2 separate regions of the Homo sapiens genome follow, and region 2 is linked to region 1. Evidence: read pairs that join two places in POLR2A ChIA-PET (ENCODE). Cell type or tissue: OCI-LY7. All regions are shown on one strand. Links, peaks and the distances in the headings refer to the core of each region. The heading gives the core; the rest is flanking DNA. Region 1 has its middle 49 kb from the start of TMEM158. Region 2 holds the start of LOC105377062 (a long non-coding RNA gene).

Region 1 (2,917 bases), core at 244-2,743:
CCCACAGAGCTGGCCCGACAGAAACAGTAAAGTGTTGGGATTAGCAAGGGGTCAAGAAGCAGAAAGCCAGCTCCATTACTCTCTTCTGCAGAAATCACCTCCTTCGACAGCCCCAGAGGCAGTGCCTTGGGTTAGTTTCCTCAGAAATGGAGCTTGAGAAAAGGATTGACTGGGGGACTGCTCCCAGATAAAACCTGTAAGGGACTGAGGAGTTAGAATGGGGCAGAGAAGAAGCTGGGCAAACATATAGCTTCAGCTGAAGTCTAACTCAGCCTGATCCCGTGGGGAGCTCACATGCAGTTGTCCCAACTGCAGGGAAGCCCTTTGGCCTTTAGGTCCCCATGTCAGTCATCACTGGCTGTGGGCTCCCCTTAGGGGAGGACGTAACCTCTCAGGCTTTTCAGGATGAGGTGGCTCTGGAGAAGGAAGTCTCTGGAGAAAGAAACAGCTGTGTCATTAGCAGTCAGCATGCACTGCAGATGGGGGATGGGTGTGGTGGCCTGGTAAAGAGATACTGATGAGACAGCAACTGTATCTACTGCTGCCACTATCTCTTGAAGGCCAAAATGGTCAAGTCATTAGTTCATAGCAAAACATTATTTTCTATGTATCCCAAGGGCAGAGGGAAACCACATATGGTAGCAACTCATTCTTGCTTTACTTCTGATTCTTCTATGCAGGGAGCATTCCTCATGACTAATGAAGAAGCAAAGGCATAAACTTGACTAATTCCTTCTTTCTCCTTCCACATTGAGCTTGCACTACCCACAGCCCCTCTCATAGAGGCACATGCTCAAGATTGCTGCCTTGTCCTTCGTTCAGGTCAGTCTGCCTTTGTTGTACAATTGCCATGGCTCTAATCAGAGGTCTGCCCAACAGCATGACTCTTCCCATCATGCTGAGCATGATGTTCAGCATAACCAGGCTGAACATCACACCTGACCTCCTCCTCCATGAAACCTCCCTGAGCACTGAAGCCCCCACTGACTTCTCCCACTGCGGAATAGACAGTTGCAACCATATCCCAGAATTCACAGTGAGAAGGATCCCATGTGCCAAGCACTGTCCCAAGTGTAATTGACTTAACTTCATTTACTTAGTGGAGCATACGTGTATCAGTTAAGATGTGTTTGGCCATCAGTAACTCTCTGAGTTCAGGTAGCTTAAAGAATAAGGAAGAATCATATTCTATATAACAGGGAGTCTAGAGGTCAGGTAGTCAGTTCAAACTATCATCAGGTACTGCATCAGGCTCTAAAGCCAGATTACGTCCGGGTGATACATATTTCTCCTCTGAGTCCATTGTAATCCCATTCTGGTAGTCTATTACCTGGGGAATAAATCATAAAAACAGTAGGGGAATAGGTAAAGGAACAAAAAGAACTAAAATACATACATGGTAGAAAATATGAATAGCTACTTCAGCCTTTGTTTCTGCCCAACACATTCACATAGCCTTAGTTGATGTGTGACTTATGACATCCTTGTTCTAAAATCTATTCCATATCCCCCTTCTCTTTAGGGGCACCTCAGCTGAACAGAGTTCTTTACCCAGTGAGCTACCCCAACCTGATTTTTGAAAAATCTAAGTTCTTGGTGGTCCTCCTTGAATGGGATTAGTAAAGTCTTCCATTAGTGTATGTTTTTTAAACACTAGACCTAACACTACCAGGTGTTATCTCCCTGTGGTGTAGGTGGAATCGCTCCCAGGCCCTATTATAAAATAGCACCTGTCACTGCAGCCTACCTCTAGCCTGTTTGGCATGAAAGTATTGAAGTGGACAGATGGCAGCCTCAGTTTTCAATACAATAAAACTATTCTTTTGTCTCCTCTCTTGGGTACTGGCACTTGAAGCCAGCAAAACACAGAGTTGCAGAAATAATGTATCCTAGCTGGAAATAGAATTCAATTCATTTTATTTAAATGAAGAGACTTTACTGAGGGACCTCTAAGAGATGCAGGCAGGGTTAAAGACACTAACAATGGATGTCGAGGCACCCAGAGGCTAATAAACAGCAGGAAGCCATTACCATGTCTAGGAGTAGGAGAGGAAATAGTGTGACCTGAGTCTAGTGAGAGCAGAGCTGGGGTGAAATTGCCCAGCGGCAGCTAGAGCTATGGAAAAAGGTGGCCCTTGACAAAGATGCAATGCTGAAGCAGGGAGGAAATGGAGAGGAAATACCCTGAGCTCTCTCTCTCCTCTGCTCTCTGCTTACCTGCTGGTAATGTCATTGGCTGATCCAAAGAGAAGCGAGTCAGCGTGGCAGCCCAAGTGAGACAGTCTTCAGAGATATAGCAGAATAGAAAAGTGGAAGAATGGATGTGGGAGAACATGTATGGAATAACCAATACAAATAGGAAATGAAGCATTTGCAAGTGCTAATGTGTACTAGTGAGAGATACCATCTCACTTCTACCTACTGGTTCCCCAGACTGGTGTATTTGGCCTGTGGGAGACCCAGAGCCATACACTAGTTTCTAATTCAAAGCATGGGCTCATTGTATAGGATAGCAGCCCAACCTCACAAGACGTTTTCTCTCAGTGAATGCTGTTACTGAGTCTTCATTAAATATTCTAACCTTCTGTAAGACCTGTGAATGCCATATTTTTTCATCTCATTTCCTCACTTCTTTTATTCTAAAATAAGTTCTTGCTGAGATGCAATGTGGCATGGGGTATTATTATGGTGAAGTAAAGCATTCAGTAAGTCTACTGGAGATGTTACTGGAAGAAATGTGACAGCCATAGAAGGCAAATTCACATCCAGAGTGGATTATTATTACCTGAGGACGAATCCTTGCTCCCTTCAAGATGGAAGGGGAGAAAACCTTTCAACTTTTCGTTCCAAAATGGTGGTGTAGAAGCAAGCTGGCTTTACTCCTCCATATAAAACCAAAAAAACAAATATATAGCAC
Region 2 (2,917 bases), core at 316-2,815, 72 kb after region 1:
TCAACAAATTCCTTTTTTTAAAAAAAATTTCTCAAGCCAGTTTGATTTGTCTTATGTCTCTGAAATGTTAACTAGGATAAAGGGATAAAAAGGATTAAAAGAAGGAAGAGAGAAATGGGCGATGGGGGAAATAGGACCAGACCTGTGTCCTATTTTCCACTTAAATGTAAGTGGTATGTATAGCAGATGGTCTTGGTTGCCTGTTTAACATCCACACTCTACCTTCTCTCCTGTTAACAGAATCTCAATATTTTGCAAGTGCCACCTTTACCCACAGAGTTAAATCCAGATTGGTTCTAAGCTCATCAAAGTAGTCCCATGCCCCTTATCAGTGATTGGCTTGAGAGTGAGCATGTGACCAAGTTCCTCCAATGAGAGAGGTGGTCTCTGGGAGGAGCCTCTGGGAAAGACGTCCTCCTCTCAATAAGAAGACTGAAATGGGCCCTCTCCATCTCTGAACAGTGTCTACTGGGATGTGACACCTGGAATGGCCACAGACACTTTGTGACCATAATGTGCCACTGAGCAGAATAACTAGCAGAGAAAGAACCTGAGCCTTTGATGATATAAATCTGTTGATTGTCCTTGCCTGAGGCATACCCTCTTCTGCCCTTTGTTATGTGAAATGACAAACCAGTGTGAATGGCGGTCTTCAGCTACTTGCAGCCCTGACGTTGCAGAACCTGAGGGAAGCTGACTCACTCACCTTATTTTACTGAGGAAGGAACTAAGGCCCAAAGGGACAGCTGGGTGTTCAGGCCACACAGCTAACTCGTGGCAGTGTGAGACAAGAGCCTTACTTCCCTTCTGTTAACACAGGCCTCATCCTATCATACTGCTGGTTCTAGAATCTTCCAGGTCATTGTACTGCCCCCCCCATCTCCATCCCTACCCCAACAATTAGTCCAGAGCCTTCTTTTTTTTTTTTTTTTTTTTTTTTAGACGGAGTCTCACTCTGTTGCCCAGGCTGGAGTGCGGTGGCGCAATCTCGGCTCACTGCAAGCTCCACCTCCCGGGTTCATGCCATTCTCCTGCCTCAGCCTCCTGAGTAGCTGGGACTACAGGTGCCCACCACCACGCCCAGCTAACTTTTTGTATTTTTAGTAAAGATGGGGGTTTCACCATGTTAGCCAGGATGGTCTCCATCTCCTGACCTCATGATCTGCCAGCCTTGGCCTCCCAAGGTGCTGGGATTACAGGCGTGAGCCACCGCTCCCGGCCAAGCCCAGAGCCTTCTGTAGTCAGATGTATCTAGGGAAACTCATCTGATTTGAATCCAGCAGGCAATATTCCATCTAATTAAGCAATTAGGAGCAGGAAGGCAACATCTCTGGAGCCTACCTGAGTTCTGTAATGAGCCTTTATAAACCACACTGGTTGTTGTGACAGATGCTGGGGTCTGCCGAGATCTCTGGACGCAGAGTTTTGCTGAGTCCCAGTGGGGGCTGTGGCTGTGGCTGTTTATAGAATCTGAGGTCTGCATTTGGATAATTACCTCCATGTGATTATCAGATTAATGTTACCTGGGCTAGAAGGTGTTTTTGCTTAAGGGAAGAAAAACAAAACCCTTTGAGGATGCCCAGTGATTGTGAACTTGAAAAGAGCCTGATCCTTAAAAGGTAGTGAACCAGTGTGGTGAGGCCAGACTACAGCCCCACAGTCAAGGCCAGCAGGTGTGCCATAGACACACAGGCCAGCAAACATACATGCCAAGAAAGTGTGTCTGTCGATGAGGTAGGGAAGAGCCTGAATGAAAATGTGTTCATTTTCCTACTTCCCTCACACACGCATACACTTAAACACACCCACACACATGCACTGCAAATTCACTGAGAAGCAGGGAGCAGCAGGGCTTCTGATCAGCACCCTCTAACACAGGTGACTTCTGTCAGGAAAGATTCAGGCTGGAAAATTCAGGAAGAGGACAGCTTGGGAAAAGGCTGGTCCCAATAGGAGCTACTTCCATCTTGGACACTGGAGCCACTGCTGTTGTTGTTACCTAAGGGTCAGACATTCAGCTCAAATTCACAGGCAGAAATATTTCAGCACCAAGACAAATATCTTTCTCTCAGAGGAATTCCTCAAAGACGTTTATGCTGCTGGGAAAGATGCCACTGGTCATGTGCCTGCCACTCAGCCTGACAAAAACGCTGGTCTGTGGGTAGGAGGCATCCAGTAGATGCTACAGAACAGTGTTTTCCCTCAAGGCCAATGGAGGGGGATGAAGTCCTCGGGTGGCACCTTGTGGGCAGGTCTAGGGGTTTGTATGCTTTTTTTTTTTTTTTTGAGGCAGAGTTTTGCTCTTGTCACCCAGGCTGGAGTGCAATGGCACGATTTTGATGCACTGCAACCTCCGCCTCCCAGGTTCAGATGATTCTCCTGAGCCTCCCAAGTAGCTGGGATTACAGGCACCCACTACCACACCCAGCTATTTTTTGTATTTTTAGTAGAGACAGGGTTTCGCCATGTTGGCCAGGCTGGTCTCGAACTCCTGACCTCGGGTGATCCACCCACCTTGGCCTCCCAAAGTGCTGGGATTACAGGTGTGAGCCACCGCGCCCAGCTGGGTTTATATACTTTTATGGCTCAAGGGCCTGTTTCCCTAAGTGGCTCTGTGTGGTGAGGGGTGGGTATACAGAGGAATTGGGGCAGAGAGTCAGTGGCCCTGTGTACAAGAGGGAGTGTGTGTCTGTGTGTGTGTGTGTGTGTGTGTGTGTGTGTGTCTTTACACACAGAAACCTGTAGGAATTTGTGTATCTCTGAATATGAGAAATACCTGGTGTTTTGGAAAGAGAGCCTTGAGCCAGGAGTTCAGAGCCACATCGATAGAAATAGGATATGAGCTAGGTATGTAACTGTCTAGTAACTACATTAGAAATAAATGAAGCCCATGAAATTATTTCAAAAATATATTTTA

Evidence for each region. ChIA-PET counts read pairs that join two places held together with the same protein. Peaks named below come from ENCODE experiments on the same cell type or tissue, not always from the same donor. Only the 100,000 strongest peaks of a DNase experiment are listed, where the experiment ranks them.
Region 2: POLR2A ChIA-PET joins it to region 1 with 17 read pairs; 5 of 35 experiments call an interaction of 5 or more read pairs at or near these places.

The regions. Positions count from the first base shown.
Region 1 is chr3:45,273,426-45,276,342 of GRCh38, forward strand. No RefSeq gene overlaps it. Among named protein-coding and RNA genes, the nearest start is that of TMEM158, 49 kb to the left of the region's middle. RefSeq lists an enhancer at 1-919. In OCI-LY7, for the core only: no CTCF peak of the experiment used is centred there; no DNase peak of the experiment used is centred there.
Region 2 is chr3:45,345,698-45,348,614 of GRCh38, forward strand. LOC105377062 (a long non-coding RNA gene) reads right to left here and starts at 794. Exons shown (of 3, transcript XR_940798.2): 1 at 707-794. RefSeq lists an enhancer at 293-818. In OCI-LY7, for the core only: no CTCF peak of the experiment used is centred there; no DNase peak of the experiment used is centred there.